Linked DNA regions of Homo sapiens: region 1 is linked to region 2. Evidence: chromatin contacts called from ENCODE Hi-C or POLR2A ChIA-PET data. All regions are on one chromosome and are shown on one strand. Each heading gives the region's core, a stretch centred on a gene start or an enhancer-like site at or near the end of the contact. The rest is flanking DNA. Distances are from core to core; before and after follow the strand shown. Region 1 holds the start of THRB-AS2 (THRB antisense RNA 2). Region 2 has its middle 44 kb from the start of LINC00691.

Region 1 (4,713 bases), core at 28-2,527, 91 kb before region 2:
ACCTCTTCCTGGCAAGCCAATTTTGTCTCTGGCCTAGCAACCTTAGCTATAGTGTCTCTTTGACGTTAACATATTATTTTTTAATATTCCTTCTTTTATTTCCTTCACAGGGTACATCCCCAGTTACTTAGACAAGGACGAGCTCTGTGTAGTGTGTGGTGACAAAGCCACCGGGTATCACTACCGCTGTATCACGTGTGAAGGCTGCAAGGTAATTGCCCTGGGTCCACAAGCACAGAGCTTAGCCCAGCTCCAGTCCCCTCCCAGTCCTCTTCCAGAATGCAATGTTAAGTTTAAATTCAAATTAAAATCAAATTCTAACATCCATGGTCTGTGATCATCCAGGTGTCTGGTTGTGCTCTTCATTTTTGACATGTTCAAGAACTGAATTTTTTTCCCAAATCATAAATAACTAAATGAGTGTAATGTCTGGTTTCTTTACTTCTGCAAGTGTTTTTAAAACAGGAAGAGAATCAATAAAATAAAAAGAAATTAATAAAACTCTTACTTTGGGTTTAAAAAGCATAGGTCCTTTTTAACATGTTGTCATCCCGAGAAATGACTGTTTCTCTTCTTGTTTTATCTACAGTGTTGGAGGAGACAGAGTTTACTCTACCACAGGCTGTTTTCTGCTGTTAGTCTGAGTGAATATGCTCATTTTCAAGGGTTCCAATAGGGAATATCTTTGAGGCTACTTAGATTCAGTTATGTTCTGAAATTATCCAAGTTGGCTTTTCGCACAGCCTGCAGTGACTAAGTAGATTCTGGTCATCCATCGGCTAATTTTGTGCTGTACAGTCCTATCTGCAGGAAATACTTGACAAGAATATACCAGTGATCAGTCCATTCACTTCCTGAAACTGAACCTAAATTGGCCTACTTACAAGACTTCATCAACAAAATTCAGATAAGGTTTCTGGAAAATATCTTTTGGTCCAACAATCTAGCCTTGAAAATGAAATCTACCATAAAGGAAAAAGCTTGACCCAGTGCTGTATTTCGTGTCTGTTCAGCTAATGTTTCATAAATAAAGAAGTATTTAAAGTCAGGGAAGGACTTTTAAAATTGTTTACTTGTTAAATACCTTGTCTTTTTTACCTCTTATATTTAAAACTAAATTATCAAGATGTAAACCCTAAAGCAAAAATTGTATTAAATGTATAAAACATTTCACCTTCCCTCCTCTCTCATCCACCTTACCTCTTTTTCTCTTCTTCCGCTTCTCCAACTGCCCCGCTTTGTTCATACCCTTGCTCGTAAAGCCCCCAAATCAACATGTTAGCTCAGTTTCAAATTAAGGTGTTTTCCTTTTCCCTAGTGGAAGATTTTCCATGCAAATTCCCTATGTTTTTGTACGTGACATTAGGAAACATTTAGGAGAAGGCTGCTAAAAATGTTGAGATAATACATCCATTGGAAAGGGGTAATTTCTAAGGTTGCAAGACTTGCTTTTTGGAATGTGGTGTAACATGTTCTTATTTATCCAGACCCCTTTGATCTGGAATTCGTAGTCCTTTAACAAAGACTGGGCTAAAGGTTGCCATTACATCTATGAAAATAATGTCTTAGGGAATTTAATGAATCTAATTACAAGTAAGTTCTGGCTATTTATTAATTAGAGACTTGCAGACAGTCTCTTGAAAGTAGTTTTATTGGCTTGATTTGAAAGTAATAAAACTACATAACTTTAGGTACCTACTCTCATTCCAAAAGTTCGATAATTCAAACTAGACTTTTCTCTAAATTAGTCCCAATTCATAAGGCTTTCCCTACCTTAGTTGCAGCACTGAGATTCTTCTAAATCGGCGCATAATGGGAAATTTCGAATTCTGGGAGAGAGATCCTGATTCCATTTAATATGGAATTCAATTTAATACTTAATTCCCCAAAATGACTCTAAAGAGTGAATGTGCCTTACAGAGGACAATACGTTATTAGTGACTGACTTAAACAAAGAGAGAATTGAGCCTATTAACCTATATCCCTGCCTCACATATGTCTTCAGGATGATCAAGAAATCAACTAGCCTGTTTTCCCTAGATCACAGGATGTTTGGAGCCTGGATCAGCTGAGGTTTTCTTAAAAGAAGAAATCGTGTAGCAAAATCTAGATTTTTTTTCAGATTCTGTGACTTTGTCTCAGGTCAGAATCCTGTTTCTAGGGTTGCCTTCATTGTAAAATCAGAGAAGAGCCTTCCCAGGGTACTTGTGCGGATCACTTAATATAATGACAAAGCATCTTGGAAAAAGACAAACGAGTTTTTCAAGTGAAACACGGTTTTTAAGAGTGGTGAAAGATGAAAGGGTTAATTGTTTCCTATATCGTTTATTCAAACCTGTAATTTAAAAATATTTCTACCCCATACTTGCAATGTGTATGGAGAGAATCCTTTTTGCCAGTTTTCACCCTGAGAAGAGTGAAATCTTTTGGAGATGTCATGTCTGTTGTGATATCCAAGTTTTTACACATCTTTTGTAGAAAGGATATTGATACTGTCCCACAGCAAACTATTTTTAGAGAAAGAATCAAAGCTTTTCAACAGCTGCCTGAATAGTGAACTAGAAGAGTGAGTTATCTCCTTTTCACATTGATCAGTGAATCATCTCAAAGTACTAAAAAATGGATACAGTTCTTCTCAGAATACAAAGAAACATGTCTGATATTGATTTATAAAAGCAAGACCTCTTCTTACCAACAAATCATCAATGAAATATATGTCCTTATTTATTGCCCAGGGCATCTCTTTTGTCAGCTCATCTCTAAAAGGATTTTTTTAAAATAAGTAGACTGTTTTAAATGTCTTCAAGTCCACTTCCAAGAGTTAATTTCTGTTACTTTTTAAAATGAAGTGGTTCCTTATCATACATCAAAATATGCTTTAATTATAGCTTAAGAAAGGCCAACATTTTAAGAAGAAAATCAAGAAAAAACAAAAAAAAGAAAGGCCAACATCTTTAAAAGGATTTGGTCCATGAAGTGCCCAAGACAAGTCATCAGAGATAGGCCACAGAAAAGATGGCATAGTGTATAGTAGAGCTAGCTATCTCAACTCTTTTGTGGAAATAAGCAAAGTATAAATTATTTCATTCATCCCAATAAAAAGTGAACAGAGTGACTTTTTGGAGTGTCTGGTGTGTCACACCTCATTCTCTGCTTAGCGTGGTCTTACTGGTCAATGTACTCCTTGCCCTAAACCCACCCCTGAACATGAGTCAGCATCAGAGTATGAGGGAGACAAGGGTCTCCCCAACTTCAGATAGACTAACAATCTTCCTATCCTAGTAAGCCGTCAGCATTCTTACTGGATGTCTTGGACTTTGGTATTTCTACCTCTAGGAAATTATTGTTTCCTCCAGAAGGAGGCGTGCTACCCTACCCCTCCCCTCCCTGTCTGTGACATACATCTTCTTGCCAGGAATCTCTGGGTTTCTTTAGTTCTCCTTTGCCCTCCTTGGTCAGAGGGTAGCAGAGAGAAAAGCTAGGTTTGCAGGGAAACTTGTTTTTCACTCTCATGGCATGCTCTGACATTCATGCTTTGGCAAGATTTGCCCACCCTGCACACCCAGGAAATCATTGCCAACATCTCCAACAACTGCCCTGCGTGTGAATGAGTGAATCTTGTAACAGTGTATGAACATCACTGAAATTAATGGACTCAAGTGCTTAGGAACACAGAACCCAAATATAATATTGACAGTTTTCTGTTAGAACTTGAACAATGGAAATGATAAGGGATTTGCATATACGCCCCAAAATCAAGTCTGTTAGTCTCAGTTATTCCTGATGTTTTTCTATTTTATTCTGCTTTGCCCAATATAAAATCCTACCTCGGGCATTTTCATAATAAGAAAGAGCTTTTGTGTCTGAAGGAGGAATATGCAATAGGGTATACGTATATAATCAAAGCCAAAGAACATTAACCGGGATCATAAAAATTTGGGCTGAATCTAGATCAACTGATATTTCCCACCATTTATCTAGCAAAGTTAGAGGACCCCTTTAGGCCTTAGCAGAAGACATCCATCAAAACTTGTTTTGCCACCAGGAACAGTGGCTCATGCCTGTAATCCCAGCACTTTGGGAGGCGGAGGCAGACGGATCACTTGAGGCCAGGTGTTGGAGACCAGCCTGGCCAATATGGCAAAAACGCATCTCTACTAAAAATACAAAAATTAGCCAGGCGTGGTGGCTCACGCCTATAATCCCAGCACTTTGGGAGGCCAAGGAGGACGGATCACTGAAGGCCAGGAGTTCGAGACCAGCCTGGCCAACATGGCAAAACCCCGTCTCTACTAAAAATACAAAAATTAGCCAGGTGTGGTAGCACACGCCTGTAATCCCAGCTACTCTGGATGCTAAGATATGAGAATCACTTGCACCCTGGAGGTGGAGGTTGTAGTGAGCCAAGATCGCACCACTGCACCCCAGCCTAGGTGACAGAGCGAGACTCTGTCTCAAAAAAAATTTTTTTTAATTTCTTACATTTTAAAACACTCATTTTGCCTTGTTATCCTACCAACAGTTAAAATGAACTTTTTAAGTGGCTGGGGCAGGACTGTTTATAATCTGTTGATCTAAAACATTCAAGTAATACAGTAAAATTTACTTCATTATACATCATATAAGCAGTTAAGCAAGTAAGATGTGGAGTGCCGCTCCTGGGTTGCAAGGGAGGTGGGGGTCATTGCTGGGTGGTTTCCATCCTACCTGAAG
Region 2 (4,791 bases), core at 434-2,933:
CGAGACTCTGTCTCAAAGTAAAATAAAATAAAATAAAATAGCCGGGGACATCTGTCCCACTCTAACCATCCTTTAATCCTGCATCTCCAAGAAATACAATAAACACTTCCAGCTCTTTCTTCTGGTGTTTACCTCCAGTATATTTTAGCATATCTCAAATATCATATCTCGTATATCATTTGAGCATATTTCAAATGATATGCTTATGCTGATATCCCTGGATTCATCCATTTAGACATTATCTATTAACTTCCTATTATGGTTAATAATATCTTGATTCTCTCACAACTTTCCTGCCTTGCAAATCTCTTCTATACATCCTCACTCCTTTCCTTCCCCCCATACAATATAGTTACAGCCAATATATGGTTAATTCAAACTCTCCAATGAATTTATAAAGCCGCTATCAATACTATTTTCCACATGGTCAGAAACATATATGGTTAACTATAAGTTCCATTTTATTTTCTCTAGAAACATCCCTCCTAAAGTCTTCCATATCCTCCTGCTTCAAAGTGGACTGATTGCTCTCTAACACTACCGCACAGCTATCATTTTGGGACCTCATTATTTGTAAAACTAGGAATTCCTTTATTAATATGCTGTGTTGAACCCCACATTTCCTGGCTCCCATGTCTTAATTTGCTCCTTTGTTTCGATGTGCCTTCTTAAGAAAGTATACATTTGAAATTTGAAATAAAATGCTTGGGATGCTGCATGTCTGAAGGTGACATTATTCTCTTCTCACACTTGATTGAGTGGTTCTTCTGTGCATAGAATTCTCATTAGAAAATTGCTTCCCTCAGAATTTAGAGGGAAAATTCCCTCCTCATTGTCTTCTAATTTCCCATGTGTTGTTTGAAATATCTGAAATCTTATTCCAAACTCTTTATGTGTGACCTATTTTTCAATATCTGAAAGCTTCTAGAATCTTCTCTCTATAAGATTTTAAAATGATGCACCTCAGAAAAGAATATTTTTAAATTTATATGGAGACATAAGTCCTTCAGTTCTGAGAAATTGTCTTGAATTATTTCTTTGTTAAGTTTCTTCCCATTGAAACTCTTAGCAAATTTTTATTATCAATTTCTGGATCTCCTGTAATGAACTTTAACTTGTTTACCTGTAGAACAAATCAACTTGCTTCTCCTAGTTTTTAACAAAATTGAGTTTTTATGTCCATTTCTTATTCTCTGTTTCTTTGATGTGATTTGAGAGAGAAGATGGAGCTGGGACATTTTACTCTGCTCTCTTTAAACTGGGCAGCACTATATTGCTTTTTATTGTTTATAGAGCCACAAAAGCAAAAAAAAGTTTCATTTAAACTTCCAGTGTGTGGTTCAACGATAGACGTTACAAGGGAAAACTACCACCATACATCAACAGCTGAGGAAATTCTGTCACAAACACAGTTGAATATTGTCCAATCCTTCAAAAATCTTCCATTTCTCTTTAATTGAGAGAAAATCTAAGAGAATGTTTTAAGGGAAATATTAATTTTTCTACTGAATTGGAATATCAGACACTATTTTTAAGCTACTGCAGCACTGAGATTAGACACATTTATCAAAAGTTACGGCCCACACTCAAGACAGCCTGGAGGGGGAGAGCTGTTGGAAATCCTTTCAACTCAGTCTGACTGACCAAGGCGAATGTGGTTGGGGCACATTTTTCATGCAGGGACTCAGCAGTGTTACTAAACACAGCCACTTCATGCTGGGACACAGTACTTTACAAAGCTACGTAGAAGCCAAAAGCACTTCTACTTTGAAAATGTTTCAAAAGCACTAAAGGAAATTTTCTTAACCACTAAATAGAAGTGTTAGAACCTTTTATTCCTTTCACCTCATTTTCTAAGTTCTAATTTACTTGGAGGGTATTGGAGAAAGAACTCTTCAAATTCTTTCAATGTGTTTAAATGGCTTTAAAGTAATTAGCTTTTAAGACTTTCTACTCTGAAGCAACAGAATATGTTATTATGCTTCATTTATCCAGAATCCTTGAAGAACGAAGGATCCCACATAAGTTAAAAACTACATGGGATGCTACTTTAGGTCTCACCGCCCCCCCACTCCGCCCCCCGCCCCAACACACACACACTCAAGTTTTAATCCATTTGAATGAATGTCTTTGGAGCAGAGGGTCCTGATAAACACCAGGGTATTACTAGGTGCAGGCTGAAACTCACAGGCAACAGGCAAGAAATGCACACATTTACTGTTCACTCAACAGCACATGGTGAGGCCCCAGTGGGCCAAGCACAGCTGGACACAACTTGCATCTGTGCTACAGGAGGTAGCTTCAGATCTCTACTATTTTCCCTTTTTTAGAGGAAGAATAGAACTGTCTCATAATCAGGACACACTGTCTGAGTTTGGGTGCCACCTTTGCAAAGGAGTGCCAGGATCACCAGATGCCCAGCTCTGGAGGCCTTGTGGGAAGCTGTGCTCACATCCAGCACCTTCTACTACGAGGAGAGGAAGCCCCAGATCCAGAGAGCATAATGCCAGAAAACCTGCGGGGGCATGTGGGCTTATTCAGGAAGAAATCTTGGTTCTCCACAGTCTTTCTAAAATGACATAATTTTTTTGTTGCCTTCTTATTTACAGTATGTTATGCCTTTGGGATTTGTACCTGTTTCTGTACTATTTGTATCTTCTCCCTTGCTGTCACTGACCATTTCTCAACTTGGGATGTCAGACTTCAAATCCTCTGGCTTGTAATCTACTAGGGACTCAGAAAACAAAATAACCAGGAATGCTGAGGTTGCATATAAAATATGTATACATGGCTTCTTGTGAGGACATGTAAGGCAGCCCTGTAACAAAGGACATGCTCCATTGGATCTGGTACTATCCCTCCAGACCAGTGGTTCTTAAAGTATAGCCCAGAGGCCCCTGAGGGTCCCTGAAACTCTTTTACAGGGTTCATAAAGGCACAACTGTTTTCATAATAATATTAAAACATGACTTACCGTTTTTACCTTCATTCTCTCAAGAATGTAAGTGGATACAGCCGGGTGCCCCTCTTAGGTGAAGCTTCCAGAGGAAGGATCAGGCAGCAACATTTGCTGTTCTGCAATATTTGCTGTTCTGCAGCCTCCACTGGTGATACCCAGACAAACGGTCTGGAGTGGACCTCCAGCAAACTCCAACAGACCTGCGGCTGAGGGTCCTGTCTGTTAGAAGGAAAACTAACAAACAGAAAGGACATCCACACCAAAAACCCATCTGTATGCAACCATCATCAAAGACCAAAGGTAGATAAAACCACAAAGATGGGAAAAAAACAGAGCAGAAAAACTGGAAAGCCTAAAAATGAGAGTGCCTCTCCTCCTCCAAAGGAACGCAGCTCTTCGCCAGCAACGGAACAAAGCTGGACAGAGAATGACTTTGACGAGTTGAGAGAAGAAGGCTTCAGATGATCAGTAATAACAAACTTCTCTGAGATAAAGGGGGATGTTCGAAACCATCACAAAGAAGCTAAAAACCTTGAAAAAAGTTAGACGAATAGCTAACTACAATAAACAGTGTAGAGAAGATCTTAAATGACCTGATGGAGCAGAAAACCATGGCACGAGAACTACGTGATGCGTGCACAAGCTTCAGTAGCCGATTTGATCCAGTGGAAGAAAGGGTATCAGTGACTGAAGATCAAATGAATGAAATGAAACGAGAAGAGAAGTTTAGAGAAAAAAGAGTAAAAAGAAACAAACAAAGCCTCCAAGAAATATGAGACTATGTGAAAAGATCAAATCTACGTCTGATTGGTGTACCTGAAAGTGATGGGGAGAATGGAACCAAGTTGGAAAACACTCTGCAGTGTATTATCCAGGAGAACTTCCCCAACCTAGCAAGGCAGGCCAACATTGAAATTCAGGAAACACAGAGTACGCCACAAAGACACTCCTCGAGAAGAACAACTCCAAGACACATAATTGTCAGATTCAACAAAGTTGAAATGAAGGAAAAAGTGTTAAGGGCAGCCAGAGAGAAAAGTCTGGTTACCCACAAAGGGAAGCCCATCAGACTAACAGCTGATCTCTCCGCAGAAACTCTACAAGCCAGAAGAGAATGGGGGCCAATATTCAACATTCTTAAAGAAAAGAATTTTCAACCCAGAATTTCATATCCAGCCAAACTAAGCTTCATAAGTGAAGGAGAAATAAAATACTTTACAGACAAGGAAATGCTGAGAGATTTTGTCACCACCAGGCCTGACTTACAAGAGCTCCTGAAGGAAGCACTAAACATGGAAAGGAACAACCAGTACCAACCACTGCAAAAACATGCCAAATTGTAAAGATCATCAATGCTAGGAAGAAACTGCATCAACTAACAAGCAAAATAACCAGCTAACATCATAATGACAAGATCAGATTCACACATAACAATATTAACCTTAAATGTAAATGGGCTCAATGCTCCAATTAAAAGACACAGACTGGCAAATTGGATAAAGAGTCAAGACCCATCAGTGATCTGTATTCAAGAGACCCATCTCATGTGCAGAGACACACATAGGCTCAAAATAAAGGGATGGAGGAAGATTTACCAAGAAAATGGAAAACAAAAAAAAGCAGGGTTTGCAATACTAGTCTCTGATGAAACACACTTTAAGCCAACAAAGATCAAAAGAGACAAAGAAGGTCATTACATAATGGTAAAGGGATCAATTCAACAAGAAGTTAACTATCCTAAATATATATGCACCCAATACAGGAGCACCCAGATTTATAAAGCAAATTCTTAGAGACCTACAAAGAGACTTAGACCCCCACACAATAATAAT

What was found. Hi-C counts contacts between places; a loop is a spot of excess contacts on that map. ChIA-PET counts read pairs that join two places held with the same protein, here RNA polymerase II (POLR2A). Pooled maps may share reads with other maps.
Region 1: a map of PC-9 shows a loop between it and region 2 (2.0-fold over the local background). The contact joins the promoter of THRB-AS2 here to the enhancer-like site in region 2. A Hi-C loop is called at or near these places in 2 of 168 maps with a recorded cell type or tissue (PC-3 and PC-9) and 2 of 50 pooled maps. POLR2A ChIA-PET finds 5 or more read pairs at or near these places in 1 of 52 experiments (BJ).

What each region holds. Positions count from the first base shown.
Region 1 is chr3:24,147,888-24,152,600 of GRCh38, reverse strand. It overlaps THRB-AS2 (THRB antisense RNA 2), which reads right to left and starts at 1,277. Exons shown (of 4, transcript NR_121667.1): 1 at 1,201-1,277. THRB (thyroid hormone receptor beta) reads left to right here. Exons shown (of 11, transcript NM_001354712.2): 6 at 111-211.
Region 2 is chr3:24,057,108-24,061,898 of GRCh38, reverse strand. No RefSeq gene overlaps it. Among named protein-coding and RNA genes, the nearest start is that of LINC00691, 44 kb to the left of the region's middle. Within about 2 kb of position 1,683, at least 6 of the 41 ENCODE cell types and tissues checked have a DNase peak (open chromatin) inside an H3K27ac peak, as active enhancers do.